Regions from separate parts of the Homo sapiens genome. Here region 2 is linked to region 1. A link is a loop called in an ENCODE intact Hi-C map of the cell type or tissue named here. Cell type or tissue: A673. All regions are shown on one strand. Links, peaks and the distances in the headings refer to the core of each region. The heading gives the core; the rest is flanking DNA. Region 1 has its middle 8.8 kb from the start of ROR1. Region 2 overlaps PGM1 (phosphoglucomutase 1).

Region 1 (16,576 bases), core at 4,274-12,273:
GGTTATTTTTGCCAATGTCCCATGGTTTTTTGAAAGGTGTTTTTGTCTTCCGAATGTGAAGATAGAATACTGTATCGATTTATCTTCTTTGTATTCATTATTTTTTCAGGCCTTCTGAATCTTTGCATGTTTGTTTGTTTGTTTGTTTTTTGTCTAGCTGCTCTGCCATGAGCCAAGGGATCATTAAAGACCTCTACAATGAGTGTGTTTTTGTCCATTTCTCCTGGTTTAACTTTATGGATTTTGTAATTCATAAATACCCATAATGATTTGACTTTCCCTGTAGAGACTGCCTTTGATCATAAAAAGTGGTGAGCGCCTGCTGTTTTCAGGGCTGTGCTCTAGGCTCTGAAGATGCAAGGGTAATAGGACACCTGTCAGTCTTGCTCTGGAGGAACAGGAAGAAGCCCATAGTCTCTCAATAATCACGTGGCCACTTACTAAATACCTCCTGTTTGCCTTGTGTTTTATATGCATTTGCTCACAAATCCTCCATTGACACTAAAAAGAGTCATTAAAAGTATATACTTCTTAGCTGTTTTACATATATTATCCCCATATTACAGTTTTAGAAATTGAAACTCAAAGGGAAAGTAAATGACTTGCCCACAGTCTCACAGACATGGGGTAGCCAAGCCAGCACTCAGGCTGTTTCCACTGAGAGAGTTAAAGCCTGTAACCAGAGCCTGGCACATGATAAGCACTCACTCGGGAGTTGTTGCTGTTGCAGTAGCCTCTAAGAACCCAGCTTTAGGGTTTTAAAATGAACAGTCACTTCATGGAGGGCGAGGACTCTGTCTCAATCATCTAGGTATCTTGCTGGCCTCTAACAGTACCTGGAATGCAATAGGAGCTCAATTAATGAACAAAGGTTAGGTCACCATTTGGAAAATATTAATTTCTCATCATATTTGTTTTATAGGGGTGCATGGAGGAGGGACAAAATTTCATCCATACTCCTTGGCACCAGGAAAAGCAGATCCCTGAGAGCTGAGACATTAGAAGGGGGAAAAAATGCAGCCCAAAGTATGTCCCAGCAGGTCATGGACTCCAGACTCCCAGCCCTTTGCCTTCAGGCAGGTGAATGACTAACCCATGCGGGACAAACAGTCACTTATTCTTCTCCAGGACTTCATGGCAGGAGCTGTGTCGGTAGTTTTCCCCCTTTCTATCGCTCTGACCTGAGGTCAAAAAATGATAGACAGAGAGGCCTTGGGTCAACCAGTTCATTACCTACATTGATCTGTCCCCCAAGTTTCTCTGCCTGAGATCTATTCAATCCTGTCCCAATTATCTCGCTTCTTGCCTGAGGAACTTACTGCACAAGGTTCTCTTGTTGGGAAACAGTCTTTGATGGTCAGTCTTAGTATATCACAGCCCAGAAATCAGAGGATACTCAGTTACACTGCACAGTGCTGGGCAGTCCTCTGTTGTCTACAGTCAATACACACAGTTGTCAGACAAGGAGCCTTTCTCATCCACCCACCCTGCCCCCAGCCCCCACCCTATAACTCCTAGGCCCAGGTATCTTAGGTAACAGACAGCTGCTAGTGCTGAGTATACAGAACTTAATGGCACTTTTATCAGTACTTAAACTTCCAGGAACTTAATCACAGAATCATAGACATAAGGAATGTGAGACCTGGAAAGGGCTTTGGAAATTAACTAGTACACCCCCCTCAACATTTTATACAGGAGACATGTGGGACTTAGGAGAGTGAAACCGCCTTGCCCAAAGCTGGCCAGAGCCAAAACTAGGACCTAGACCTACCAGTCCAGACCTGGGTAAGGACCATCATCAAATCATCCCAGATTCCTTCAGTTTAGCTATAGCACACAAGTTTCCAAAGAAAAGGTTAGCAATGGCCTGGCACGGTTGCTCATGCCTGTAATCCCAACACTTTGGGAGGCCAAGGTGGGTGAATTGCTTGAGATCAGGAGTTCGAGACCGTCCTGGCCAACATGGTGAAACTCCATCTCTACAAAAAAATACAAAATATTAGCCAGACGTGGTGACACACCTGTAATCCCTGCTACTCGGGAGGCTGAGGCATGAGAATTACTTGAGCCTGAGAGGCAGAGGTTGCAGTGAGTGGATATAGCGTCACTGCACTCTAGCCTGGGCAACAGAGCAAGACTCCATCTCAAAAAAAAAAAAAAAATGCTGGGGTGGGGGGGTGTTAGAAAAGGCTTTTCCTGTTTAAAAAAGTAAAAGAGGTAAAATATATATAATATGCAAAATATATATATGTGTATATGTATATTTATTTATTTATGCAAGTTCAGTAAATGCCAATGTTTAAGAGCACAGGCTGGGGAGCTGGGCTGCTTGGTCTCAAGCTTCAGCTTCTCTGGTTTCTGCTGAGTGACTATGGACAAATATCTTAGTTGCCTGTACTTTTGTTTCTCACCTGTAAAATGATGATGATAATAATAGCACCTATTTCATGCTGTGGTTAGTGTTAATTGAGTTAACTCTTAGAAAGTGCTTTTATGAGTATCTGGCACAGAGAGACACCTAATAAATGGCAGATATTATCGTTATTATTATTTACTGCATGAACCTACTTATATCATCAAAATAAGGTTGGTCTTAGCCCATTTTTAACAAATGGGCTAAGTGAAGTGAGTTTTTAAAACTTGCCCAGAGTCAAAAAATTAAAGCAAAAAGGCAGGACTCCATCCCAAGTCAAATATCTCTCTACACTATACACCACTGTCTCAAACCCCTGGTGGGCTATGATAAAAGCTCCAAGCAATCTAAATGTTCCTCTCACAAGCCTCTTTTGGCCATGCCCTCTCTTTTAGGAAGCCAGAAGTTGACACAAATGGATAAGAGAACCCAGGTGAAGCTACTCACTTCCCAGGGGCCTGGCACAACCTGAGGTACTGGCTGAGGCTCCTGCTACTTACAGAGGCACTCATCTCCCCTGGCCTCTTGCACTGGCACACACGGTTCTGTTTATTATCACTGTAAGGCATAGTGGGAAAATGGAACAAGAGCAGGGCAATAGTAAATCATTGGGGTCAGGTGCCAAGGGGAGCATTAAATAGAAAACTATCTTTCATTTCAAAAACTTGCTGGTGGGAGAGACTCATTTGGGCCATCCGCTTGATTTACCCAACAAATACAACCATTAATTATTCTTGGAGAAACGGTGTAGTGTGATGCTTACCAGGAAGAGTTCAGGAGCCAGACTGCATGGATTCAAATCCTGCTCTGCTCTTAATAGTTGTGAGTACTGGGTCCCTGTATTTTAGTTTCTTCATCTGTAAAGAGGCATAATAATAATACCTACCTGTAGCTTTGTTCTGAAGATTAAATTAGTTAATACCTGTAAAGAATTTAACATAGTACCAGTTACACAGTAAGCAGCCAATATTTATTAGCTACTATTGTTAGTGATTAAGAGAATGGACTCGGGCTGGGCGTAGTGGCTCACGCCTGTAATCCCAGCACTTTGGGAGGCCGAAGCAGGCGGATCACGAGGTCAGGAGTTCGAGACCTGCCTGACCAACATAGTGAAACCCCATCTCTACTAAAAACAAAAAAATAGAAAAATTAGCCAGGCATGGTGGTGTGTGCCTGTAATCCCAGCTACTTAGGAGGCTGAGGCAGGAGAATGGTGTAAACCCAGGAGGAAGAGCTTGCAGTAGGCCGAGATTGCACCACTGCACTCCAGCCTGGGCGACAGAGCGAGACTCCATCTCAAAAAAAAAAAGAGAGAGAGAATGGACTCTAACATCAAACGGAGCTGGCTAGATGACCTGAACAAGTTGTTTAATTTCTTTATGATACAACATTCTCACCTGCTAAAAGGAGAGAGAGACAGATAATAGAACCAATCATATAAAGTCATTTTTAGTATAAAATAATGTACTTTATACTTTGAATACAAAAGTCACAAAACAGTGTTTGGGGAGCTGGGCATGGTGACTTGTGCCTATAATCCCAGCTACTAGGGAGACTAAGGTGAGAGGATCTCTTGAGCCTAGGAGTTTGAGACCAGCCTGGGCAATATAGCAAGACCCTCATCTCTGTAGAAATATATATTTTTTTAAAAAAAGTGTTTAGCATGTTACTTACTCAAAAAATTGTTATTATTATTGTTTTTTCTCTAAACTATATTATGAGATAGGAGAGAAGCATAAATTTGGTGATCATACAACCTGAATTTCTAGCACAATCTTGATTTCATATATTTTGTTCCATTAGCCTCTTAGGTCTATTTGTACATGAGTAGAAAAGAAGACTAAAAATAATATGTGTAGTGTCATCAGAAATTCATAAGTAAGAAACTTAAGAATAAGGGATTGTTAGTGAAGCTATTACAAGACGTTATAGACTATAATACTTCAGAAAGCATTGGAGAAAATCTTAGAAAATCTTGGATTTGGAAAAGATTTTTGACATCACAAAAACCATGAAGTATAAAAGAAAAATTTGATAAGGCCAGGCACAGTGGCTCATGCCTATAATCCCAGCACTTTGGGAGGCCGAGGTGGGCAGATTGCTTGAGCTCAAGAGTTTGAGACCAGCCTGGGCAACATGCCGAAACCCTATCTCTACAAAAACACACAAAAAGTAGCTGGGTGTGGTGGTGGGCACCTGTAGTTCCAGCTACTCAAAAGGCTGAGATGGGAGAATCACTTGAGCCCAGGAGGTAGAGGTTGCAGTGAGCCAAGATGGTGTCAGACAGAGTGAGACAAAGAAGGAGGGAAGAAAGGAAGGAAAGAAGGAAGGAAGGAAGGAAGGAAGGAAGGAAGGAAGGAAGGAAGACTTGATAAACTGGACTTATTCAAAATTAAAATCTTTTGCTTTTCAAAAGACATTGTTTGAGAACACATGGATACAGGGAGGGGAACATCATATACCGGGGCCCATTGGAGGTTGGGGGAAAGGGGAGGGAGAGCATTAGGACAAATACCTAATGCATGCGGGGCTTAAAACCTAGATGGCAGGTTGATAGGTGCCGCAAACCACCATGGCACATGTATACCTATGTAACAACCCTGCACGTCCAGCACATGTATCCCAGAACTTAAATTAAAAAAAAAAAAAAACATGAAATTGCTATACAAATAAAAAGGTAAGCCACAGACTAGGGGAAAATATTTTAAAGACTTATGTCTGACTAAGAACTTACATCTGCAACATACAAAGAACTCTTAACCACTCAATGATAGGAAGACTAAAAACCTGACTTTTAAAAATGGGCAATATAATTGAAGTGACACCACCAATGAAGATATATGGATGGCAAAAAATATACATTTAAAGATGCTCAACAACATTAATGATCAGGGAAATGCAAATTAAAACCATAATCAGAAACTACTATATACCTAATACAGTGACTAAAATTAAAGAGATAACCCATATCAAGTTTTGGCCAGGATGTGGAGCAACTGGATCTTTCATATATTGCTAATGAGGATATAAAATGGTATAGACACTTTGGGAAACAGTTTTGCAGTTAAAAGCTAAATCTATATCTACTATATAATCCAGCCATTCCACTCCTAGGTATTAACCCAAGGGAAATGAAAGCATATGTCCACACAAAGACTTACACATGAAAATACACAGTAGTTACATGTGTAATGGCCCAAAAATTGGAAACAACCCAAATGTTCATCAACAAGTGAGTGGAAAAACTCTGGTATAGACATATAATAAAACTCAGCAAACACAATAAATAAATTATAATGTATGTAATAGTGTAGTTGAATAACAAAATAATTATGCTGAGTGAAAGAAGTTAGAGTTTTAAAAGAATATATACTACACGATTTCATTTATATAAAATTCTAGAAAATGCAAACTAATCTACTGTGACCAAACAATAGGTCATTGTTTACCTGGGGTCAAAGAAATGGAAGGATGAATGACAGATGGGCATAGAGACATTCATTTATGGGGGTGATGGATTTGTTCATTATCTTGATTGTGATGATGTTTCACAGGTATATACCTGTGTCAAAATTTACTGTAGTAATCTGGGTCCAATCAGGAGATAGAAACCACACAGTAGATAAAGCAGAAGTTTAACAGAAAGAAAGAAATATTAACTATGATATAAAGAATAATCATACAATATAAAGCAACTATCTATGGTACCCTAAGGGAGATTCCTTAAAGAATTACACACTTGGAAAGGGTTCAGACCTCATTGGAGAAGGCATGGTCAACCACTGGACAGTAAGGGAGTTTGCCGATATCGCCAGAGTAAGGCAAATGATAGGTCACCCTCAGGAGAAATGCAAAGGGAATTTCCTAAATTTCTAGCTGGGGAGCAGCAACTAATGGCATGGGCATGCAGTGAAAGTCTGGTGTGGGCAGGAGGCCTTCAAAACATGTGGGCAATGTGGAGCTTGCAAAGAAGCAGCAGCTTCTGTGTGTACTCTTCCCACCCTGTGGCTGCAGGTGGGCTCTAGGGACTTACAGAAGAAGCAGCTTCTCAGTGTGTGACCCCCTCAACCACTGATGACTGCATGCAAGCCACACTCAGGCTCTGGTTTTCTTTCTTTCTTTTTATTTTTTTCTGTGAGACAGGGTCTCTCTCTGTTGCCCAGGCTGGAGTGCGATGGCGCGATATAGGCTTACTGCAACCTCTGCCTCCTGGGTTCAAGTGATTCTCTTGCCTCAGCCTCCCAAGTAGCTGGGATTACAGGCACACAATTAGCCACCACACCTGGCTAATTTTTTGTATTTTTAGTCGAGATGAGGTTTCACCATGTTGGCCAGGCTGGTTTCCAGCTCCTGACCTCAGGTGATCTGCCCGCCTGGGCCTCCCAAAGTGCTGGGATTGCAGGCGTGAGCCACTGTGCCTGGCGAGGCTCTGGTTTTCATGTCAAGAAGGCTGTGAGAAATATTATCACCAGGCCAAGGCTAGAAGATTGCAGAGAAAGTGGGTTCTGGGCCTGAGGCTGAGGCAGCCTCCATCAAATGTTCTCACACCCACACCACTTGGCCCATGCTGGAAACTGCAAGAAGGCTTTTCCTCTTGCAATATCCCTCCAGAGCCCTCTATTTTAAAAGCTCACTTTAAAGGAGAAATGCTTAAAGAAATTCCATTGTTTATCATAAAGCATATATTAAAGGGTGAACTTGGAGCTGAGAATAATATCTATCTTCAAAACGAGCAGTGTAGCATCTTCAACTCTCTCTGCTTCCATCTTCACAATGCCTTCTCTCTTACAAGGACTCTTCAAATTACATAGGACCCACTTGGATAATCCAGGATAATATCACCATCACAAGATTTTTACCTTAATCACATCTGCAAAGTCTCTTTTGCTGTATAAGACAGCATACTAACAAGTTTCAAGGATTCAGATATGGAGATCTCAGCCTACCATACACCCTTTCTAAAGACACTAACAGAGGATAAACTAGCTACTCAAGAAAGCAACACTTTCCCCCACCAAAAAAAAAAAAAACAAAAAAAAAAAACATGAAATCTAGGAAAAAGATAAGTGAAGGAAATTCCCAAAGTGATAAGAAGGAAGGGAGGTTCCAGGAAGAAACCAAAATAACAAATTAGAGAAAATTAGCCAAGATTGGAACAGGTCTAAGGCTCTGGGAGAGAAGTCACCATTGAATAGACTACTAGATGGATTTAGGCCTGAAAGAGACTTTCACTTTTGAGGAAGAGTTTTGGAATGAAGTAGTAATGAGCATATAGATATCACTAAACAAACACAAATATAAGACAATTATTAGTTCCATGGAATACAAGAAGTTATACAAAAAAGACAAATGTAAACATAGTATATTACATGGCTTAGCTGTCGATAGAGATTGCATAGACATACTATTATAAACACTGAATCTAACCAAAATTATGATCTAATTATAATGGGAGCACAGAAGGATGGGAAGTGTATGGTGGTGGTGGTGGTGGTGGTGGTTGTAAAAGAGAGGTCATATTTTATAGTGGAAAGTCAATAGGTAATACCTGCCACTGAAATATTAAGATGTAGCTATATGTTATTTAAGGTCATGAAGCTAAATATTGAAAGCATTGAAATCACGAAATAGATGTGGAAAAGCGGACTGGATTATGGGAGACACTGGCATCACTGAGAAGCTCAGTAGTGGCTCTCCTCTGTAGGCCAGGCCAGAGCTTAAGGTAGGAAATGCTGTTATGAAACTGGGATTGCTAATAGTAATAAGGATGATAATATCCCAAAATAAAGGCCAGGTGAAAGCAGCATGGACACAATCAATGTGATGAGCAGTGAGATTGGAGAGGCCACCAGGGTAGCCTGGAGATATTAATAGAACACAGCATTCCTAGGGGCAAGATATATGGATGTGTAGGCAGCCAACAAGGGCATTGTTCAAACCATTTGGCTAAAAGAAATCAAGGAGGTGGAAGACAGCTTCCCTAGTAAAATATCACGGTAGTTTATCGGTTCTAGGCCAGGACCAGTTTTCTGACCCAGAATACACTGAGTAAATGAAAGGTCAGACGCTCAGAAGAAGTTCCCTATGACACAGCGAGTGCATTAAAGAAAAAGCTCTTCCACAGAACCAAGCCATGGTATGAGTTGTTGTCCAACTTGTTGCTGCTTTGGCCCATTTAAGCCAGGAACCCCTTTGTTATTGGAGGGTGTCTGCAGTGGGGAAAGATGTTATATGAAATTAATGGCAACCATCAATCAGAGAATCACAGGATAGATCTCTAAAGGTTCTGTGTGGTCATGCCATGTGTAGCAAAGAATTACTGTCCAAAAAACAGCATCCCCTTGCTGATGATTGGGGTAATTACTCTTGCAAGGATGGTAATTCCTTTATTCAGTGATGGGTCTCTTGGCATGAGGAATCTAAGTAACTGGATGGACTGCAGGTATAGCTTTCAAATTTGATGGGGTCTTGTTGTGAGCTTCGTGGAAGGGTTCTTTCAATGGGAGCAGAGTCCAAGGTTATTGGGAGGGGAAGTACAGGTTCTATGTGCAGCATTCAAGAGATCATACAGATGAAATATAAAGACATAGGCTGAAAGCAAAAGCATAAAAAAAGATGTACCATACAAACAGTAATCATTTAAAAAACTATCATAGCTCTAATATCATCAGAGAGAACAGTACATTACATGTATCACATCATCACTATGTACTCCATAAATTGTACAACTATTATGTGTCAACTTAGAATTTTTAAAATAAAATTAAAAAGAGACACTGTTAAAAACACAAAAAGAAAGAAGACAAAGAGTTAAAAATCAATTCATTAAGATCACATAAAAATCCTAAATTTTCGTGTGTTTATATGTATGTTCCTAAAAATAGAGCTTAAAAAGCAAAAATTGACAAAAGGGAGAATAGAAAATGAACAATCACAGTTGGAGACTTGAGTACTTTTCTCTCAGTAAATGATAGAGCAAGAATATAGAAAATCAGTAAGTATGTAAGCGATGGGAACACTATCAATTAACTTGATTTAGTAGATGTTTATGAAACGCTACATCCAACAGCTAAAGAACACACATTCTTTTCAAGCACTCACATAACATTCATCAAGATAGACCATCTGCTAAGCCATACAATGTCTCAGTAAATTTCAAAAGATTGAAATCATAGACTATATTCTCTGGCCACAAGTCAAGTAAATTAGAAATCAATAGCAAAAAGATATGTAGAAAATCCATCTACATTTAAAAATTAATCGACATTTTTAATAACTCTGGAACCAGAGAATAATTCACAAGAAAAATTAGAAAATATGTAAACTAAATGATAAGGAAATCATAGCCTATTGAAATTTGAGAGATGCAGCTAAAGCGGTATGAAGGGGAAAATTCATGATTTTAAATATTTATATTAGAAAACAAGAAAGAGCTAAAATCATGATTTAAGTATCCATATTAGCAAGTTTAAAAAGGAAGGGCAAAGCAAATCCAAAATAAGCAGAAGAAAGTAATGAGGATAAGAAGAAAATTTAATGAAATAGAAAACAAGTAAATAATAAACAAAAATCAACAAAGATGAAAGTTTGTTCTTTGAAAATATTAATACAATCGGGAAACTCCTAGTGATATCAAAGAAAATAAGAGGAGAAAAAAACCTACAAATTACCAACATAGGGCATGAGAGAGAGAGACTATAACCACAGGGTCTACAGACAATAGAGGACAACAAGGGACTATTATGAATAACTTTATGCCAACACATAAAGTTGTAGATGAAATGGACAAATTCCTTGAAAAACACAACTCACCACAATGGATAGATAGAAGAATAAATAAAAGACATAAATAGCTATGTACCTATAAAAGACAATTGAAATCTTAATTTAAAACATTTTCACAAGGAAAATCCCTAGCCCAGATGACTTTACAAGTGAATTCTATCAAGTATTTTAGGAAGAAATAATTCCAACATTGGGCAAACTCTTTCACAAAAGAGAGGAGGGAACAATTCCTAATTCATTGTATAAGCTTCTATGTCCCAAACACCAAAACATTATGATAAAAGACGTTTCAAGAAAAGAAAATCACCCAATGATGACTGCAAAATAGCACTTGAAAAAGAATCCAGCACCCATTTATATATTTTAAAATAGTTCCCATAAAACTAGAAATACAAGAGAACCTCTGAAAAATCTGATAAAAGGGGTCAAGCACAGTGGCTCATGCCTGTAATCCCAGCACTGTGGGAGGCTGAGGCAGGCAGATCACTTCAGGCCAGGAGTTTGAGACTAGCCTGGTCAACATGGTGAAACCCTGTCTCTACTAAAAATACAAAAATTAGCCAGGCGTGGTGGTGCACACCTGTAATCCCAACTACTTGGGAGGCTGAGGCACAAGAATTGCTTGAACCCAGGAGGTGGAGATCGCAGTGAGCCGAGATCACGCACTGCCCTCCAGCCTGTGTGACAGAGAGAGGCTGCCTTAAAAAAAAAAAATGGCTTCTAAGGAAAACCTAGAGTTAACATCATAATTGATGGTGAAATATTAAAAATGGTCCACATAATGTAAGGGACAAGGCAAAGGATGTAAACTTTCACCATTTATATTTAATATCACACTGGAGGTATTCGCCATGTCATGCATGTGTTGCATAAGGCAAGAAAGAGAAATAAAAGGCAAAAATATTGAGAAAGTAGTAAAATTCTATTTTTTTTTTTGTAGGTAATGATAGTGGACGCAGAAAATTCAAAAGAATCAACACAACAACATTTTGGGGTTTTGGTGTTGTGTGTGTGTGTGTGTGTGTGTGTGTGTGTGTGTGTGTGTTCTTTTTGAGACAGGGTTTCGCTGTGTCACACAGGGTGGAGTACAGTGGTGTGACCACAGCTCACTGCAGCTCAAACTCCTGGGCTCAAGGGATTCTCCCACCTCAGCCTCCCAAGTAGCTGAGACTCCAGGCACGGGCCACACTGCACCTGGCTAATTTTTTTTTTAATTTTTAATAGAGAAGGGGTATTGCTTTGCTGCCCAAGCTGGTCTTGAACTCTTGGCAACAAGTGATCCTCCTGCCTTGGCCTCCCAAAATGCCAGAATTAGGTGTGACCTACCTCACATGGCCTAACACAACAACATTTTTAAAACCCTACTACTAAATTGATAAGTGAATTTAGCAGGGCCTCAGGATACATGTTCAATATACAAAAATCCATCATATGTCTATATATTAGCAATAAACAATTGGAAATAAAATTTTAAAATAAATTTTATTTACAATAGCACCAAAAACCATAAAGAACCTACAAATAAAGTTTATGAAAGAATTAAAAAGACCCCTACACTGAAAATCTACAAAATATTATTGACAGACATGAAAGAAGACCTAAATAAGGGGAGAGCTATATACACCTTAAAAGATTCAATACTATAAATATGCCATAAAGGCAGAAAAGCGTATCCATAGAACAGAATACAGAGTACAGAAATAGGATCACACATATATAGACAATGATTTTTCTGCAAAGGCACCAATATAATTCAATGAAAAAATAAAAGTCTAACAAATTATGCTGAACCAACTGGGAAAAAAATGAACCTTAATCTGTACTCCATAGCATAAAGAAAAATTAACTTGAGATAAATTAAAGCATAAATGTAAAAGCTAAAACTGTGAAACTCAAGGAATAATTAAAAAACAAACAACACAATAAAAATAAGCAAAAGACTCAGATACATCTCCAAAGAAGATATACAGATGGCAAATAAACACATGAAAAGATGCTCAACATCATTAATTATTAAGGAACTTCAAATTAAAATTATAATAAGGTACACTGCTTACATATTAGAATGGAAAAAAAGACTGCATCCAAGTGTTGACAAGAATTGGGAGAAACTGGAACTCTTCTTACACTGCTGGTGGGAAACTAAGATGGTAGAACTTTGAAAAATATTTTGGCAGTTTCTTACAAGGTTAAATACACACCTACAATAGGACCCAGCCAAATCACTCCTAGGCTTTTTCTCCAGAGTAATGAAAGGATATGTTCATACAAAGACGTATACTCAAAAGGTCATAGCAGCTATATTTTTAATAGCCCCAACCTGGTACAACCCAAATGTTCATCAACAAGTGAGTGAATAACAAACTATGGTACATTCATATAGTGGAATACTACTCAGCAATCAAAAGAAATGAACCAATAATGATATACACCATAGCATGGATAGCAAAATATTTAAGCTTATTGAAAGAAGCCAGACATAAAGAAAAGTACATTCTATATGATCCCATTTGTGTAAAACAAATAAATGTATAGCGAAAGAAAACAGATCCATGGTGACCTGGGGACAAGGTGTGGAGAGACACAGATGGATCACAGAAGGTCATAAGGAAGCTTTTGGGGGTGATAGATATGTTCATTATCCTGATTGTGGCGATGGTTTTATGGGTGTGTTCATGTGATGAAATTTATCAAAGTGTACACTTAAAATATGTTGCTTTATATTATGTCAGCTATATATAAATAACCTGCTTTTTAAAAAAATGCATGGCCAGGCATGGTGGCTCATGCCTGTAATCCCAACACTTTGGGAGGCCGAGGCGGGCAGATCACGAGGTCAGGAGATGGAGACTATCCTGGCTAACACGATGAAACCCCATCTCTACTAAAAATACAAAAAATTAGCAGGGCTTGGTGGCGGACGCCTGTAGTCCCAGCTGCTTGGGAGGCTGAGGCAGGAGAATGGCGTGAACCCGGGAGGCAAAGCTTGCAGTGAGCCGAGATCGCACCACTGCACTCCAGCCTGGGCAACACAGTGAGACTCTGTCTCAAAAAAAAAAAAAAAAATGCGTTTAGGCCCAACCAAACACTACTAAGCTAAATACAGCCCTCAAAATGCAAATTTGCCTCTGCTCAAGTTTTGCTCCTGCCATTTAAGAGTTAAGAACATTGAGACCTATAGAGATATAGTAGCTTGACCTGGTCAGGTTCTGTTTATAAAGTCAGTATTTAGAGGCTGGATAAGAAAAGGGCAAAATAATGTTGCTGTTGTTGTTGTTGTTGATGATGATGATGATGATGATGATGATGATGATGATGATTTAAATGGATTTTAGCTTTTTATCTATTTTAAGAATTGCTTTTGCAATGGAAAGCAGAACTAAAAATCAGAAGGTCTGGTCTGAATTTCCACTCCATCACCAATTAGCTCTATGACCTTGAGCAATTTCCTTAGTTTGCAGAATCTGTTTCTTTATCTCTACACATATGTTAGAAATATCTACCTCATAAAGACTTCTTGAGGGTTAAATAAAATAGGATATGCTCAAGTACATTTTCAATAAATATCAGTTGGGTGAATTTAATCTGTGAGATAGTAGTGAAATATATATTATGAATTGATAGATTTATAAAGCCAAGGATGTAAGAAATTAAGGGCTTGCCCTGGGTCATGAAGTTAGGAAATGGAGAGTTGGCATATCCAGCCTCCCAACTCCTAGTCTAGTGTTCTGTTATAAAAAAAAAAACACCCACTGAGGTTTCTGGGGGGAAAAAAAAAGCTAAAAAGCCTGTAAGTGGGAAGTCAGGAGGTTCTTTTCTTCTCAAAGAATCGCCTAATTCAGGGGTCTCAAAATGGCAGCCAGTGGCCATATATGGCCTTCTGAAGTCTTTAGACTCTGAGTGCATTGTGTTTTAAGAAATTCAAGCCAACATTTAGAGTTTGAGAGATTTCAAATAAAAGTCTGAATTTCCTGCTTGTTTTGCAAAAAATTAACAGATCAGGCAACACGGAGCCCTCATGGAGGAAGGGCAAGGGAGAGCCAGAGCTGAGGAGCAGGTGCCCCTTCAGATGAGGCGGGTCCCCTCAGATCCTCACAGTCCCCATCATTTCCTCACGCCTTGACACCAGGCCCACCTCACTCATTATCACAGGAACCTAGCCTCTGCAGGCATTGATTTTTGCAACCCACGTTTTACACCATTCTGCCCCATGCAGTTAACCTTCATTTCTAGGGACCAACCGTGTTTATGATTTGTTATCTAGAAATGACAATTAGCTGTGTTGACATTCGGCCAACCACTCAACAGAAATCACTCCCTTTAGGCTGCATATGTAAGCAGTTTATACACACACCAATTGAAGTGGAGATCTGGCAACCTTCCGGCATGTTACAGAATGTAGATATGCAGTCAGGATTTTTTTTTTTTTAACACCAAAGTGGATATATTTTGGAGGTCCTGACTCTCAAATAATCCAACGTGACATTCTAACTTAATCAAATTTACCTGGCAACTGCCCTGTTTCCATGGACCTGTGCTCCAACAGTGGAATTTAAGAGCCACATTAAATTTCCTAAGGAAACTTATGGGTGTAAAAACCAGTGCAGCCTAGGACTTGAGATAGCTCCACATTCAACCTTAAATGAGCCCATGAAGTAAACACACAAAATACAGGAAGAGAGAGGGGAAACCCAACAGCAGTAACACATCAAACATTATTTTTATATGCAAAACCTACCAAACCACCTACAATTAGTGAATACAGATCACTTTTCGGCTCTGAGATAGTCCATCACTGCATACAAATTAAGTTAAAACGTGTGCTTGAGACCTTGGAGTACATCGGCTCTTGATTCTCTGTCAGTACAAAATATTTTTCCTCTTTCAATGTAAACATTGAATCAGGAAGCCTGCAATGAAACTATATAGTACTATCCAATCTAAAAACATGTTTGGAAACCAAATTCTGGAAACAGATACATATTCCCATTTGTCCGTCCTCATAACTACAAAACACAAAGAATAACCTAAAGTTTTAAGTATTCTGATTATACTGGATTTTGCCACTATTAAACAGGTTACTATGAGAATAATTGCCCTAGACAGTTATACACAACTACGGAAGAGCCACCCATGGGAGGAGAATCAGCTGATTCTTTGTGTTCTACAATTTTTGTTTTGTTAAACAGTGAAATGTTTGTGGTCAATATTATTCTGGATTTCATTCCCCCAGAGAAAATGTACTATATACAAAACCCATTTTCTATTATTACTTTTTAGTAATGGAGTTAAAGATCTATTGTCTGGTGTGATTTGTAAACACTATCAAGCCGGGAAGGGAGCTCCTCAAAATCCAATGATCATTTTAAGGATACCTGTTATAAATTTTAAATAGTAAACACAGGTACCACCAGACCCAAGGTAGAAGTTGGTATTGGGGTACAGAAATGTTTCTATTTTCCTTTTCTTGTTGTACTCAGAGTCCACTATTTACTCCAGACTTCCCTATCTCTCTAATAAGTGCCAGATTTTTATTGACACATTTCTTCTGCTTTCTGCCACAGACACCAAAAACTCTGGAATGTGGGGATATCTTTTCCAGCTACCATCATCTCCACACATTTTCAGAGAGATCACTATTATCATTCTCCAGGGCTCTTGACTTTGTTTTTAAAACATAGTCCCATTACACACACAGTACATCTGTTTTCCTCTCAGAAGAGAAGCATTCTTGATTACTCTGCCTTTTCCCCTCAGAGAACTGTACTACACACAGATGACAGAAATCTTTTGATCAACAAGCTTCCAAAGAGATACAGATTTGTTCTCCACAATGAGCAAGGAAGCTGTATTCATTTTTTTTTCTTTATTACAAAAAAAAAGGAGAGATGTGTGTAGGGAATCCTAAAAAAAAAAAAAAAAAAAAAAAAAAAAACCAAACTGAGAGGACTGCCTTTAAAGAAAAGAGGAGAAAAACATTTACAAGATCACCCTAGGAACTTGCACAGAAATTGATTCCCCATATTTACGCACAAACTACCACAGTTTGAGCAGAGAGAACATTGGGCTTTTCCTCTTGGATGCTGTATCTTTTTTTTTTTTTTAATTTTAATTTCATGGAACTCTGAGCTATAGATTCACAGCAACACTAGGCATGCATTGTCACTACAGGGTTTTTCATCTCTCTGTAACTTTACAGACCAGCTCAAAGAATCCCTGGGCTAGAGGGAATTATTTGGATTCCTGTTTACAGCTGAAGAAACTGAAGAAGAGAAGCAGAGAGTTTCCCACTGAGATACAGAGAGAGTCTGTTTGAGGGAATCAGTCTTCAGGGTTTCAGAGTTCAAACACCCCCTCAGAGCACTGCAACAGGGGAAC
Region 2 (16,576 bases), core at 2,937-10,936, 140 kb after region 1:
GAACATTTTCAAAATATGAAGAATTTAAGAAACTCCCTACTGGAATCTTCTGAACCTCAAGAATGTCTTCGAGATGACCAAAGTGTCACTTTATCTTTGTTAGGATGCAATTGTCAGCTCTCCCTGAGTAGGTTCAAACAAAAAAATGCAATCCATCCTTTAGCCAGGAACTAAATGACTAATAAAATGCATTCCATAAAGTTGCAATCCAGAAGAAAGAAAACATGTTAGGGCAAAGTCAAAATGCAAGTTCATTGCCAATCATCTCATCCTCATTTTATTAATCTGAATACTTTTATAAATATTTATTCTGTCAATTATTACAATAATTCAACAACAAAATGTTAGCCACAGCTGCCTATGTAGGGAGTTGCAATTTGGTCCCCCCAAAATAGTCTGATTGATTTTACTGAATGAGGAAAACTAAAATGGAAAGTGTAGTCTTGCGAATCATTCAAACCTGAGTTGAAATCTTCGTTTTGCCATTCACTGACTGTGACCTTGAGCCTGTTACTTAATCTCTCTCAGCCTTTGTTTCCTCATCTATAATAGTGAATGCTGACAGTGCTGCCCTGACAGATCTACTGTGAGAATAAAATGGATTAACACGTGTAAAGACCTTGGCATGTAGCAAGAGGTCAATAAAAGTTAACTATGAATGTAATCCTGCAGGTCTTCTAGTCAAGGCATGAAAACTGAGGCCTAGAGTGCTGGAAATGACTTACTCGATGTCATGCAGCTGATCCCTGGCAGGGCCCAGGGAGCCCAGGTCTCTGGTCTCCCAAACCTAATTCCAGACTTGTTAATTAACTAACACTTGCAAAGCTTACAGAGCACTCACGGAAATCTTTCCAAAGCTGAAGACCCTCTACTAAAACGTTGAAAGGAAAATCGCTCAACTTGGAAATAGGAGTGGGCAGAAAGAGGAGGAAAGTAAACATGCCTGTGAAGGGTTTGAACTTATTTTCCAAGTCAAACTGCTGCTTTCCCAGAACACCAAGGTCTACTTTCAGGTCAGGGCAAACTGCATATTCTTCAATTGTCTTGCTGATTTGGAAAATTTTATCAGTTATTGCTTCTGGAGCAGGACCTGGAAACCAAACAGCAAACAGTGGGTTACTTCGTGCAGCTCACATGGAAATACAAAGAATCCAAAGCTCATCAGTTCCTCTTCACTAGCACATCTACCATTTCATCATTCAGTCAGCAAAGTAGCAGGATTTTTCTAAAAGAAAATATCATGTTAAGGAAGATTTGCGCATGGCTCTTCATATTCAGGTACAGTCAAATGAGAAGCATTTCACTGTCACTGAAAGGAAGCAAAGAGCACCTCCCTACCCCCTGCAAAGGATCAGAACCAAAACCCTGGTCTCCCAAGGCTCCAGGTATTGATTTGTCCTACTGAATGTAAACTTACCTGTCCTCAAAATGACAGCAAACTCACCTCCATTAGAAATATTGAATTTGATTCCAAAATCTCCATTGGGGCCCCCTGGGTTGTGACTGGCTGTCAGAATGATCCCACCAATGGCTTTGATTTTTCTAATGATGCAGGATACAGCAGGGGTGGAGAGGATTCCATTCTGTCCGATAACCAAGCGACCGATCTAGGAGAAGAAATCCAGAACACACTCTTTAACATCAATACATCCAGAGTCACCGCTCAGAAACAACACCAAGACAACAGGCAGATGGACAAAAAAATAATAGTAATAATCTGTTGGACAAGAAAAGATTTTATTTAATAAAAATCTGCAGCTTGGATGTCTCCACCATATTACTGAAATAGAATCAGCAATGTTGAACAAATTCCTTCAGATGGTTTTCGGGACTTTGTAGTTTTAGAAGTGTGTGGTCTGTGTGCACTGTAAGGCTCCAGCATGAAAACACAGCATATTAAAAAGAGCCTTTCCAGATCGGGGCCACAATTTGGATGCATTGAAAGAATATGAGAAAACCCACATTTTTATCCAATTCAATCATACTTTCAATCCACAACGGGAGAAAAGAAAAGGTTTAGCTAATTAAAGGGATTCTACCCAAAGAGAAGGCTTTTTTAAAGTAAAAAGGGCAAATTTTATATCAAGATTATTGAAAAATGACTCATCAATTTATCTTTCCAGTCAAGCTTGGCTTTTTCATATAGTGGGTTTCCTCAAAGCAAGACACACCTACTTCTGTTACAGTGTACCTGGGTTACCTCCTGGGCCTAAGACAAGAATGCTGGAGTTATTCCTGAGTAAACCAGTCAGAATGACCTACATGAAAGGGCGACAGATGGGACTTCTGTTGCATTCTTAACTTACCTTCCCATATCTCTTACAGATGGTATCAGTACTGCTCCTAAATCTTTTTTGCTAAAATGACAGTAATTTATATCTGTTTCAACATGACTCAAGTTGGAAAAGAAGGTTGAGGTGCTGTCAGTTCCTCTTAAAAAACAGGGATTTTTTTACATTTTCCATTTGTTATTTCTTTTTGCTTCACCCAAGATAAACATGATTGAAGAAACAACTTGATGGTGGAAGATGTGTTTCTAGTGTTGAAAATGTCCGTGAGATACCTGGATTCCCTGGGGAGAGTTTCTCTGGGACTGTTGGCTCTGCCACCCTTCCATAGCCCATTGAAAACCGTCAACCACTCCACTACCAACCACCTCCCAAGGAGCACCTGGTTCCCTTCAGTTACCTCTTGGCTCTCATATGTCAATCTCCGAACAATTTTTGTTGTAGCTCCCCTAATATATTGGTTATATCCTGCCTTCCCCAGGAAATGGTAACCACCAGGGTGGATGCTGTCAGTAGGCTGCTTTTTAGACTACAGGAACCTGCAGATAGTGTGAAATCAAAACCGATGATTGTTACTGAGCTACAGAGTGCTTTCTACATCCCATGGTACTTTTGATCCATTCCCACATTTGCTCTTCCCAAGTACCACTGCAAACATGAAGAAGCTGAGGTCCAGAGTTATCATGATCCTGCCCATTCATTCATTCTTGCCTCCATCCAGCAGCAATAATAACAAGCATTAATGGAAAGGTACTATGGCAGACACTGGCGTAGATGACACGACAAGGCCACACAGCACATTAGCGGCCATGGTGGGGGAAAGTATTGAAACGTCCTGACTCAACACAGTGACATTTCACCTTCCAGCAGTTTCCAGGTGTGGTTGTGATGAGAATAAAAGCCTATGTTCGGGCAGTTCCAGAATGTCCATAGGAGGGGTTTAGGGGTGGCTTGTCGAGTTGTATTTACACACCAAGCATACCAATTTTTATATAGATTGTATTTGGTGTGGAAGGAGAGGCTGGTGATATTAAGCTACACCACCCATGTCACCCCTTAATTCTACCATTCCTTATGGTGAGATTTGCAATGGTTCCAGGCTGAGGGGATTATGCCAGGGGTAAGAGTAAGAAGGAAAGTTGAGAGATAGAAGCAAGGTAGCTTCTCTCTTGAGCCCAAGAAGAGGTACATCTGGTGGAAGAACTCCCCTTCCAGATCAGGCTCTTTCTTGGGAATCACCCTCAGGAATATTGCTCTCGATCTGATACAGGAGAGACACTGCTCTATTACCCTCCTTCCCTTAAAGATGCCTGGACCACTGCAACAGCTCCTAACTCAATCTCCCCTGCCTCTGTCCCACATGATTCTCTCTTACTCGACCCTGGCTGGATCCATCTGACCTACTCAAACCCATCTAGTTTATCTTTCTAAATCATAATTCTGTGTCCCTTTTCTGACTCCAAAACCCTCCCAGAAATTCCACTTCTAGGTATATACCTGAAGAATTGAAAGCAGGACGCAGACAGACACTTAAGCACCAAATTTCACAGCAGTATTACTCACAAAAGTCAAAGGGTGGAAAGAACGCTAACGTCTATCATCAAGTGAATGGATAAACAAAATATTGTGTATACATACAGTGGAATATTATTCAGCCTTAAAAGTGTGTGTGTGTGTGGGGGGGGGGGGGTCCTGCCATATGCCACAAGATGGATGAACCTTGAGGACATTATGCTAAGTGAAATTTGTCATACAGCATTTGTCACAAAAGACAAATGCTGTATGATTCCACTTACATGAGGTATTTAAAGAAGTCAACACCATAGAAACACAAAATACAATGGTGGTTGGCAGGGGCTCAGAAGAGGGAAAGATGGGGAGTTGTTCAATGGACACAGACTTTCAGTTTGGCAAGATGAAAACTTTCTAGAGATATGCTGCACAACAATGTTTTGTTACCATCACTGAACCATACACCTAAAAATGGTTACGGTGGTAAATTTTATTACATGTTTTTACCACAACTAAAACTTTTTAAAGAATTTGTCACTGTACTCAAAGATGACATTGCAATCTATAGATATGGATGTGATTGGAAGGACATATATAGGATAATTTTTTTTTTCTTTTTTTTTCTCATGTGACTGCCAGGTCATAAGGATAAATATTTTTTAACTTAAAAAAAGGGAATAAAATTCTGACACATTCTACAGCCCGGATAAGGCTGGAAAACATCATGCTAAGTGAAATAAGCCAGATGCAAAAGGACAAGGATTGTCTGATTCTGCTTCTATGAGGTAACTAGAATAGGCAAATTCATCAAGACAGAAAGTAGTACAGAGGTTACCAGAGGCTGGTGGGAGTGGAAATGGGGAATGATTGTGTAACGGGTACAGAGTTTCTGTATGGGATGATTTTTAAAAAAGGCTCTGGAGATGGATAGTGGTGATGGTTGTAAAACATTGTGAGTGTAATTAATGCCAGGGAACCATACACTGAAAATGGTTAAAATGGTAAATCTGATGTTATGTACATTTTACCTTTCCTGGCTCCCAAGTTAGAGATAACCCCCTCAGCCAGGCACTAAGAGTCCATCCTCAAATGGCCTCCCCTGCCTGCCTTCCTTTCCCACGACTTCCTTCCTTAAAACTCACGCCTCCCCACCAAAATGGGTATCTCATTGTTCTCCAAACATCTAATAGTCAAACATGGCAGGGAGTAAACTTTAAATATTCCTTTTAATTGAAAACAGGGCTTGGTATTTTCTTAGGTTATTTAAAAAACAAGTTCCATTTTCTTTGTCCTGTAATCATGCACATGGGTCCTGCTCTTACCTCTAAACTTACCTCTCAGTTTAGAGCTCTGGGGACTGAATGAGATATCAATATTCTAAAAGGGGCCCGTCAATATCTTATTTTGTGCAATAAAACGTCCTTTAAAAGCAGAGAGCTCTATGTAAATAAAAAATGAAGAGAAACTTATAACCCATAAATGCACCAGATAAAGTATGGTAAAGGGAAAAAAAATAAAATGATCTCCATTTAGCTCAGTGGGCTGAAAAGCCCTCCAAGAATCAGCTTATGGGCACAGTGGGTATTAAAGAAAATGAGAAAGGAGCACTGACTTTTGTCAAAATCTGTGGTAATAATTATCCTTCCTTTAGATTTCCTCCCTGCAGTCCCACCCACAATCAAAGGCATGTTAAAACAGTCAGAATTTAGGATATGTTAGAAAGAGAAGAAATCAAACCCTTTAGAATTTCACAGGTTTAAAGCGCATCCGATTGAAGTGCTTTATCCAGTCCACTAATATTTTAAGCAATTCAGTTGGTTAGCATGACTGTTTTAAATGCAGTGCTATTTTTAATAAGGTGGCTCTCACCTCTAAGCTTACCTTGAAAAGACTTGAAAATATTGCTTGGGCTGCCAACAGCTCTAACAAATAGGCAGCTACCATATTTAGTCAATTATCACTTAAATGTATTATTTAGCAAACCTTCAGAGGGCAAATCTGAGAAAGTCTGTAGGGTGTGCCTGAATTACACATTCCTACCACTTCTTCCACATTCTTCAGCTCCACACAAAAATGAAATGGAGCCAAATATATCACAGCAAAGGGGACAGTGTACCAGATCCACTCAACAGTCTAGATATATGTGGAGAAATAATGTTCCATTCGTTCCCTCTCAAAAGATTAAAAGCATCTTAATACTGTTCCCTTTGCAGCTCTCCTCAAAGAAAAAATTTATGGCATGTCACATTTTATCTTAAAAATGTGTATGCTTCATAATAATTTCATATTTGAGTGCTTTATCAGCAACTTTTACATGAGAGGCATTCAGATTCTGAAACTGAGTATCAGGAAAACTCTAATTATAAACAACAGGATCTACAAACACTTTAAAATTTAGTGTGGTGGTACATTTTATTTTGTTTTGCTTTAATTTTGCTTCTGCAAACATACCTGCTCAGCATATTTTGAAAATACACTGAAAATGAATGTCTAACACACTTAGTTGCAATACTACATTTTATCTACCAAGAATCAGAATCTCTTCCAGAAAAGAAATACACCAGATTTTAAAATTTGCAGGTACTGAAGGACTATGTGCTCCAACTAATTGCTAATCATTATCTAAAACACTAAAAATGTATTTCTGGTCCCACTGAGGAATTTGCAGAGCAAAAACATCAATGTCCTGATGCCCACCTTCCTGGAAACCAGTGGGCTGCACGAATTGTTAGATTATCAAGATCAATGCGTTCTGGTACAATATTCCTTCTCATTTGCTTAATCCAGCCAACACGGTTTTTCACGATGCAGAGGTTTAGCAGAGCCGCCTCATACTATAGTCTTACAGGAGTTATTATCTCTACCCTGCTGCACAAATTCACCATGCGCACGGCTTCTTTGTGTCCAAGGTCATTATAAGCAGGTGCCCCTGTAACAGGTCCCCTCAAAAGGCTCACACCTAACATTTTCCAACCCCTCCTAGCATTTCTGCGTGACTACCAGGATCCATAAACAACAGCATGCCCTGGCTTTTGTTTTCCTGTTTGACAAGTGACTGAACTTCAACAAGAAAGCCATTGAAAGAAAACAAAATCCTCTTCTCTCCACCATTCAGTAGAGCCCTCTTACACAGGACAGGGTGCCCCTTGAAGCTAGTTAGAATGTAGATAAAACAGCTTAAGACCGGGAGTGTGCTTTAAATGTCTAAAAAGCAACAGGTACTTTGTCAAGCAACAGAACACAGCATAATACCTAAGAAGCTGAACTTAACATTCCTGTATCCCAGTGTGGCTAATGTAATTTCTGAAGTATTTTCACAATATACAATCACTGAAGTTACAATGAAACTTAGCTGGATGTTAGTAGAATTGAAGTGTATACCACATATAAATCCTTGTACGTTTGTATACTTCTGTAAAATTAAGGTTATTTGGAGAGCCAGAAACATAACAATACTTATCATATACCCACCCCATTGGCAGCTGCCATCTGCACTATTGTTTCTATTGCTGATTTATTAAAGTACCGCCCATCTCCACCAACCACCAGTGATGATCCCTGGCGATCTTTTAGGTCTATGGAAAAGAATATACTCTGGATGAAATTCTCCAGATAGCATGGCTTTTCCTCAAAATAATAGGTTTTCTTCCGTAATCCACTTGTTCCTGGTTTCTGATCGTGGTAGGGAGCTGTAGCAAAAGTCAACAGAGGGAGAGGACCTTCTTCCATTTTTCTATATGTCCCAGAAATCCATTCTTCAAAATCACTCATCCTTCACTTCCACCGACTGGCTCAGTGAGGGTGTCCAGAAAGCAGTCAAGGGACTCCAAAATAGGTCTGTCCAACCTGAAGCTGCAACAGTGTCGTATGAGTAACTAAAATAGAGGGTTTGCATGGACGATCACTCTCAATGAGAAAGCTTGGTTAATTCCTTGTTGTTGTTGTCCCTTGTGAACAAGTTAAGGGCCACACACCCACTCGCACCCACACACAAAGCAGGTCTTCAAAGTTGTTTTGATGAGGACACTTCTGCCCACTTAACCAAGCCAAATACCCTTCAATTATTTTTGTCTCATTTCCCCGTTAGGGTAGAGATAGCTCCAAGGAGTGCTGCATGCAGCCAACTTCAGCTGTAAACACCAGGTGGCTGACAGGCTCCACTCTCAGAGCCCAGGCAAAGAGGGCAAATGCAGTCCCACGAAGCAGATTTGTGAACAAGACACCCTGGTGTGGCTCTCACTGCTCCTGCCATCCCTTAAACCAGAGCCTCTCTGGGCATTCATCTCTGAGAAGGCCATCTGCAGCTAAAGTTGCCCCATGCCACCTAGCAAGTTAAAGGTCAATCTTAAAATGGAAGTGAGGGAGCTTAATTTACCCCTGGTTTTCTTACATCACTGTCATTTTGAAACCTAAGAAATTATTTTTACTTCACACATGCAATCTATCAGGAAAAAAATTATCTAACAGATTTATTCATTGGCCACCAAAGATTTAAGAAAACAGTGTTCAGTTCTAGAAGAACAGATACCTCCAAAGTTGCCCTGAATAACCAACAGCTTGGTCATTCCTTTGAATATACAAAAAAACAGGCGTGAGGATGCACCAAGTCCTTAAAAATGTAAGCAAAACACGGAAAAAATATACATATGTTTTTCTGAGTACACAGGGTTGGATCGAGTTTTTATTTAGAAAAATAATATGAACATGAGATTCGTTTTTAACATTTTCTCAGTTTTAAGCATACTTGACTTTTAATAAAATGTTTTTAGGGAAGCAGTTTAAGTCCTTTGTATTTGAAGAAACTAGGATGTTTAAAAATATTTTACCTAAATAAATTTCATATCTAATTCCATTTGATCCCTGAGATTTTATTAATGATCTATTTAAATACATACATGTGTGTTCTCAGCCAGGCATGGTGGCTCACACCTGTAATCCCAGCACTTTGGGAGGCCAAAGTGGGCAGATCACCTGAGGTCAGGAGTTCGAGACCAGTCTGTTCAACATGGTGAAACCCTGTCTCTGCTAAAAATACAAAAATTAGCCAGGCATGGTGGCGTGCACCCGTAGTCACAGCTACTTGGGAGGCTGAGGCAGGAGAATTGCTTGAACCTGGGAGGCTGAGATTGCAGTGAGCTAAGATCGTGCCATTGTATTCCAGCCTGGACAACAGACCAAACATGCACTGAGGAATTAAGGTTTTGAAGGGAAAAGTGAATCATCCCTTGAGCAACAAAATCTGAGTCTTTTTATACTAACTTGTCAAGTAGCATCCGAAAGTAGACAGGCACTGGTAGCTGCCAACTGCCCTCTGTCAAGAATGCCGCTGTGTTCCGGGGCTGCTCTGCACAAGACCAGCAGGAATAACAGGCTCACAAGCAGAAAGTAGGCCACTGGCAAGGGAGCCCCTTCAAATGACAAATGGGCCTGGCCCATGTGCAGGAAATACCTCGAGACATAACATTAACACAATTCACAAAACACATCTATTATGTTGAAAACCAGTCAGCCAAAAGACGACTACTTTTTATAGCTTATTTTGGGCTCTTAATTTGTTTTTAAAAGTCAAATTCTTTAGAAATTAATTGAAAAAGCAAGCATGCTTTATTAACAGTTTACATAACCACTGTTTTTCAACGTACTATAAATGATTTTTTAAATTCCTATTTTGTAAGTTCTGTGCCAAGTTTTCCCTGGTTTTATATGGGCTTGTGAATTAGGCTGGCATGTGTGTCTTGACATATCCGATAATAGATCCAGATTTATAAAATATCATTCCAATAATCTTTTCATTGGAATAACAGAGCAGCCAACCACATAATTGGTAGTTTTCTTAATGAGATCTTGAAATCCCAGGGTAAATTTGGGGGTACTTGGGCACAAGGATATTCCCACATCCCATACCAAAGCCTCTCTGCCCACATAATACACCACACTCCAGCATAGTCTCTGCTGGCAGCCTCCCAGTCTCTCGGTGAAGTTCTTTCTGAGGGCAGAATTACGAGAGCAACATTTTAAGCAACGACACATGCCAGGCATGGTGTTTGTCAATATGCAAAACTATACCAAAAGAACATAATCCTTGCCCTAGAAAAGCTTCTATTCTAAAAATGGGCCTGATCATAATTTTATGAACACTATAGAACTCAACCCCATATAAAAATATTACCAGAAGCAGCAATGTTAGATGGACTGTGAAGTATAGTAAAAAAGAAGAGACATTAAAAACATTAAGCTTCCTAAGACACTCAGACTAAGTGGGGCAGCTATTAAGAAACTCATTTGTTTTAGCTCTCCAGCAAAGGTTGAACTTCATCTTCAGAAACGTTACTGTCGAGCATAGCGAACCCAATTTGGCCTAATGAATTCGCCTGCATTGCCAGTACTCCTTCACAATGACACAAATTACATTTAAACCATATGGGGGATTTAAGGATTACTCCCTTCAGACAAGGAACTTTCATACTGGTCTTGGGTCCAATCAATTTCACAATGGCAGAGTTATGAACCCCTTCGCTCCCAGCCTTGCAAAGACTCCAGCTTCCATTTGCATCAGCAGTGATACCTTCCCAGTAGAGCATAGCAGAAACCGTAGACTTACCAATCCTTTATTCACTCTTTCTTTTCTATGTTTCTTTAAAAAATATTTAATGGACAGTTAATAATGGTGTCCCAGGCCCCATGTGAGGGCTGGCCTGAATGGGTTCACCTCTTCACACCAAGAATTCTTTCTTAGCTAATGTCCCAGGAGTGGGCATAAGGGATGAGCCTGATAACCCTATTTCCAGGCATAAGCACTAGAAAGAAAGGCAGAAATTTGGCTTAAAGCAGCAGGGTTAATCAGACACTCCAGCCCAAGGCCCTATGCTTGTGATGGCTGCAGGTGCCTGTTCCAGAGGGCTTGAAGTGTTTGTCCCCAAGAGTGGAAAACGGTTATTCATTTCTCCAGCCACCAGTAACTAAGCAGGTAGTAAATGCTCAGCCCCAGGCAAGGCACTACATTCTAACGGGAAGGGCACAGGTTCAGCAGCCAGATACAACTAGGGCTCAAATCTTTCACTGTAAAATGTATGAGAGGTACAATCTAGAGCAAGTTACTTAACTCATCTGAGCCTATAAAATGGGGATAGCTCTGAAGTTTGTTCAGAAAACTGAAAACAGGTCACATGTGAAAACACCCAGTACTGTGCCTGGTATAAGGTAGATTATCGGTCATTGTCAGCCCCCTTGTCCTTCTGAGCCTCAATTTCTTCATGAAATAATACCTCTCTCCCAAGGTTTTTGCGAAGATTGCCTCAGTTAATGTCTAGGAAAGCCTTTATGAACTGGAAAATGATGTAAAGATACAATTTTTTTTCTCACATTCTGAGTGGGGTTGGAGATAGAAACAAAGGTGGATGGGCCTCTGTTCTCAAAAAAGTTCACATCAGAAAGGAGCCATCATAGCGGGATGGCCTTGGTGCTATCCTGAAGGTGTGTTTACAGAGCTGCGGCTCTGAAGAGGTTGCAGTGACAGGGATGAGACTGGAGAAATAGTTGGGGCAAGTCTATGGAGCCTTGTGAACCGTGCTAAACTTTATTTTGAAAGTGCTGGGGAACTATGGAAATTTGTAAGCAAAAAGAATATAAACCAATATGTTTTTGGAAAGTTGACTGGCTGGCAGTGATGCCTTGAATGGCTTGGAGAAATAAGAGTGGAAAAAGATTAACCAAGGCTTGCAAAAAGGGTCCCATCCTTAGCTGGGGTGGCTTTGAGGGTCCCAGTCAATGTGATCTTGTCCAGCACTGTTCCTCTGCCAGCTTTCTACACACAACTTCAACTCTGAGTTCTTGGCCCAGTTTGAGCACTGCTTTTGTTTTTTTCCTCTCCTACTGTGAAGATACTCCTTGAACAACCTCTTTCCTCTGACCCTTTTTCCATACTGTGCTTTCTACTCATCTCCTCTCTTCTCTGAGAACTGTCCCCCAACTATTCCATGAGAGTGAAGGCCTGAGGCCAGGTGTCTACTCCAGGACCCTGACTCCAGGCCATGAGCAAATGGGGTAGACCCCTGACTAAAGCTGGACCACTCATGTTTTCTCTCCTTGGAATCTAGAATTGGGACTCAAAAGTGTACTAGCCAGATTAGGTTAGCCCTTGAACCAGAAAGACAGGTAAACTTATGAGCTGTGGGGCAAGAACAGTTGAGGCATGAGAATATCCACAGAACTGCTGCTGACAGCCTGACAATATGTGAGAGTCCGTGACAGCTATGCAGGATCCAACTCGGGATCATTCATACATCTCTAAGAGTTGTGGATCTGATGTACGGGAAGAATCAGAAAAGAATTCGAAATAGTATCAAGCAGAAAATAGGTTAGATGAATCTTCTCACGTAGGTAGGGCTTGCAGATTCATCAGACCTGAGAATCGGGAACAGGGGCTGGGAACACAAGCCACTGGAGAATCCCTTTTGGCGCTGGTATTCTGGACTCGGTGCCTCCACATCCAGACCCTTGGCCGAGCCACACCTCACCCAGCTGGTGTCACCCCAATTCAACTGGAAAGGTAACCCCTCATCACTTGAGGTGAGAGAATGGTTTTTTAAGTAGGCATTTTAAAACATACTCTCTTAAAATTAAGTGTACAGATGATGAAATATATCACATAGGATACAAATAATAAAATGAACATAGTATTAATATTTTTGGAGTAAGGGGGGGAAAACTAGGTATATTTGGCATTTGAAATACATTTAAGAAATGTGGGATATTAGTTTATCTAAAGATTAGCCTTGTGGTTCCAGTTTATAATTAAGTGCAGGTTGTGTTACTTATTTAGACAGGATTTTAAGTTTAAGGAGGTATGAGAAGAATTTTATGAGAAGAATTTTATCAAAATTATAAACATTAGTGGAACATTCCAGAAAACTTGGACTGTATTATATTTATAAGTTTAAGTCATCACATGCAGACAGTATACTATAGTACTTGAGGGAATGGCCTCTAAAGCCAAAGTGACAGGGTCTGAACCCTTATTCTACCAGTTACTAGTAATATGATCTTGGACAAGTTACTTAACCTCTTTGTGCTTCCATTTCCTCATCTGTCAAGATGGAGATAATGATAGCAGCTCTACTTTACTTGTTGTAGTCAAGTTTGAATGAAGCAATTTACAGATAGTTCTGAAACCAGGGTGGCTATAGTATGCCCTGTACAAGGATCTGCTGTTATTATTTGATTACATGAGAACAACTTGAATACTTGAAAAGTTTTCCTTATTAGACAAGGAATTTTAAAAGAAAACAAATATTTGACTTAAAAATTTGAAATATTCATAGGTGCTTGATTAAATGAGTTTGTAAAAAAAAAACCACACACACTGAGAAACCTAATTTCCATTGACAAATGGGTCAGCAGAGAGAGAGGAAAATGAAACAGATGTGCTGAGACAACCAGGAGACGCTGCCTGGGTTCCTCTTGTTTCAGGGTCTTTTTTTTTTTTTTTTTTTTTTTTTTTTTGTGGGGAGGCAGAGTCACTCTGTCTCCCAGGCTGGAGTGCAGTTGTGCAATCTCTGCAACCTCTGCCTTCCAGGTTCAAGCAATTCTCGTGCCTCAGCCTCCTGAGTTCTCGTGCCTCAGCCTCAATCCCACCTGAGCTGGGATTACAGGTGTGTGCCACCATGCCCTGCTAATTTTGGTAATTTTAATAGAGACAGGGTTTCACTGTGTTGGACAGGCTGGTCTCGAACTCCTCATCTCAAGCGATCTGCCCGCCTGGCCTCCCAAAATGTGTCTCAGGGTCTTGAAGTCCATCTGCCCCACCACTGCCTGTGGCTGCAGGAGACGCCCCTCTCTCTGTGTGCAGTCCTTGTGTGTCAGGCCTCATAGGGGCTCACTGAACCCTAATTGGGCTTCTGCTACTTATAGCTGCTTACATCTCTTTACAGGGCTGACCAGGGCTCCGTAGTACCTGGGTCCTGTTTGCCAGCTGTGAGCCAGGCCTCACCTGCTGTCCAGTACAGGCAAGAAAAGGAAGAGAGAACACTTCCTCCCCTTCTCCTTTGAGCTCCCTCAGTCCACAGCAAGGAGACAGGCCGAGTACCATTTTCTGACTAGGGGACCGTGGGCAAGGGATGTAGGCTCTTTGTGCCTCTATTTTCTCACCTTTGAAACAGGGATTGAAAGTGGTAGCTACTGCATAGATTTGTTGTATTAAGAGACAGGAGTTTACAAATGTAAAGAGCTTAGCACCAGCTGGTTCTAGTGCTTTGCAAGCCCTGCGTAAGTATTAGCCTTTAGCACTGCTCTGAATCTGAAAACAAGCAGGCGTGTTTCATACCCAACAATTGGGACGGGCCATTGGCTATGTGCATTTTAGTAGAGTTAGGAAATGTTCTCTAAAGAAAAGGAGAAATTACATTAAAATTGGAAGAAGGTACAAGGTCAGAAGAATTACAAGGGCCAGATGGCTTAGAGCTCTACAGAATCCCATGTTCACAGAGACTCCTGAAGTAGATTTTGAAAATAAAAACAAACATAACAGCTGCCTCTGCCTCAGAGAGTGTACAACCTTTAGCACGCGTCAGTTGGCTGTCCATCTGTTCACCCATCCATCTACCCAATATGTCCTATATAGACCGATGTGTTGTATTCATTTCACCAGGCACTGTACACCTCAGGAAGACTCAAGTTGCCAAGAAACTTTTGGTGCAGAAGGAGAGATAGATAAGCCAACAAATCATTTTAAAATGGAGTAAAAAGTACTCATCTGGGAGCCTACAAGAGAGCTATGAGCACTCACAGGGCAGACAAGAAGCCATGGAAGGCATTCTCCATCTGCATAATTGCCATTCTGAACCCATGTGGTTACGTCTGAAAACAATCTCCTCAATTTGAAGATGTGCAAGGCTTAGGAACCCCTTTTCATAAGTAAGGCACGTGTGAAGGAGTCTCCTGTTTTATCAGAAATGACCCATATTCAAACATTTTGACCTATAAAAACAGCCATTTATGTGGTTCATATAACATTTTTCTATGTCTTTTATTTCCTTTTTGGAGAATTCTCAAGACAATTTGAATTTCAATCCCTTAAGAATATTCACTTGGCGCTAACAGAAGAACTTTCCCCATTCTAACTTACCAGGAGCACAATTATTAAAATTCTTTGGTAAAAAGAGAACCAGTTAAGGAATCGCTTTATTTTCAAATCATTCATGGTCATATGTTGCCCTCTTGTGGTGGAAAATGGAAAAACAAGCAAGATTGCCAGCAGCCTCGTAAGGGGCAGTGCTTCACTCACCTCTGCCCAGAGCAGCCTTGCACAACTCTATGGGCTCCCTTCACCAAGATCACAAGGGAAATTGTGCCCCTTTAAGTTTTGTGGCAGGCAGTGGTTGGCCCTCCATCAAATAATTAAAATATGGTGGGACTCTGGGGCTTTTAAGAAGAGGAGAGAACTCCTGACCTCAAGTGATCCGCCTGGCCAACATGGTAAAACCCCGTCTCTACTAAAAATACAAAATTAGCCAGGCATGGTGGCAGGGCCTATAATCCCAGCTACTCAGGAGGCTGAGGCAGGAGAATCGCTGGAACCCGGGAGGCGGAGATTGCAGTGAGTCGAGATCGCGCCACTGCACTCCAGCCTGGGCAACAGAGTAAGGCTCTGTCTCAAAAAAAAAAAAAAAAAAAAAAAAAAAAAAGAAGAAGAAGAAGAGGAGAGAAATGGTGAGGTTATTTTCTGTCTGTCTCATTATTAAGATCATTTTCAATTATATGGTCTGGCCAAAATAGGATGTCCGGCTGTAAAGGACATGAAAGAAGGTGGCCACAAAGAGGGAACATCCTTTTCGATGGGGTCCTTGTAAGCCAGAGTTTCCATAAAATGCAGAGAGTGAAGCCTCCTTTAGAAGGTTCTGAAAGTAAATGAGGAAAGGTATGTGTGAAATGCTTCTCACAATGCCTGGCCATATAGTAGACACTCAATAAATGTTATCCAAACTACTAAAAACAGAAAGGGTATTGATAAGGACTGATCACATCCTTCTAACACATCCCCTGATCTCGAAAGCAGGTAAGCCTAGGTAGGAGGGCATAGATGCAATGGGTTTATCTGTGGATAAATACTGATTAAACATCTCCAATGGTCCAGGCACTGGAGGAATGGGACAGGTAGCAGAAGGAGGATTTAAAGAATCAAGTACAGTCCCTGCTGTAACCACTGGGCTCTGGAGTCAAACAGGCCTGAGCCTGAATCCTTGCTTTGCTCGAACCTTCTAGTGGTATATGGCCTTTCTGGCCTCAGTTTCTTTATTTGTAAAATAGTAAGGACAATGATGCCTGCTCAAAGGTAGTAGAAGATAAATTCAGTAGGCCACAATGTGCTGGGTCATGTTTCAAATGCATTACAAGCATTAACTTATTTAATCTTCACAACAACTGTATAGGGGCTTATTATTCTCAGCCCTTATCCTAGGGATAAGGAAAATGGGGGATACAGAGATTATGTCATCTGTCCGAGGTCAGGTAGATTGTGGAGATGGGCTTTGATTTAGTGAACTGTCTGTATATCATTCATTTTACATATAGATTTGATTCAGCCAACCCAAGTTAGAAGGCTTGCTCTAAGAAGACACCAGGTCATACGCAGTCTGTCTCCAGAGCCCAGACATGTAACTATCATGCTACCTTGCCTTGTAATGTAATATGCAGCCAGGTGAACAGCAAAGACTCAATAAACAAGAGCTTTTAAAGCATGTGGGTAAATGTGGGCATCTGTGGGAATTCCTTAGATGGGC

The links. A loop is a pair of places that touch in the nucleus more often than their neighbours do. Peaks named below come from ENCODE experiments on the same cell type or tissue, not always from the same donor. Only the 100,000 strongest peaks of a DNase experiment are listed, where the experiment ranks them.
Region 2: it touches region 1 in a loop (2.1-fold over the local background); 19 of 110 quality-filtered maps call a loop at or near these places.

What each region holds. Positions count from the first base shown.
Region 1 is chr1:63,756,907-63,773,482 of GRCh38, reverse strand. No RefSeq gene overlaps it. Among named protein-coding and RNA genes, the nearest start is that of ROR1, 8.8 kb to the left of the region's middle. In A673, for the core only: no CTCF peak of the experiment used is centred there; no DNase peak of the experiment used is centred there.
Region 2 is chr1:63,614,456-63,631,031 of GRCh38, reverse strand. PGM1 (phosphoglucomutase 1) reads right to left here. Exons shown (of 11, transcript NM_002633.3): 2 at 1,445-1,607; 3 at 944-1,090. Among named protein-coding and RNA genes, the nearest start is that of PGM1, 29 kb to the right of the region's middle. In A673, for the core only: no CTCF peak of the experiment used is centred there; no DNase peak of the experiment used is centred there.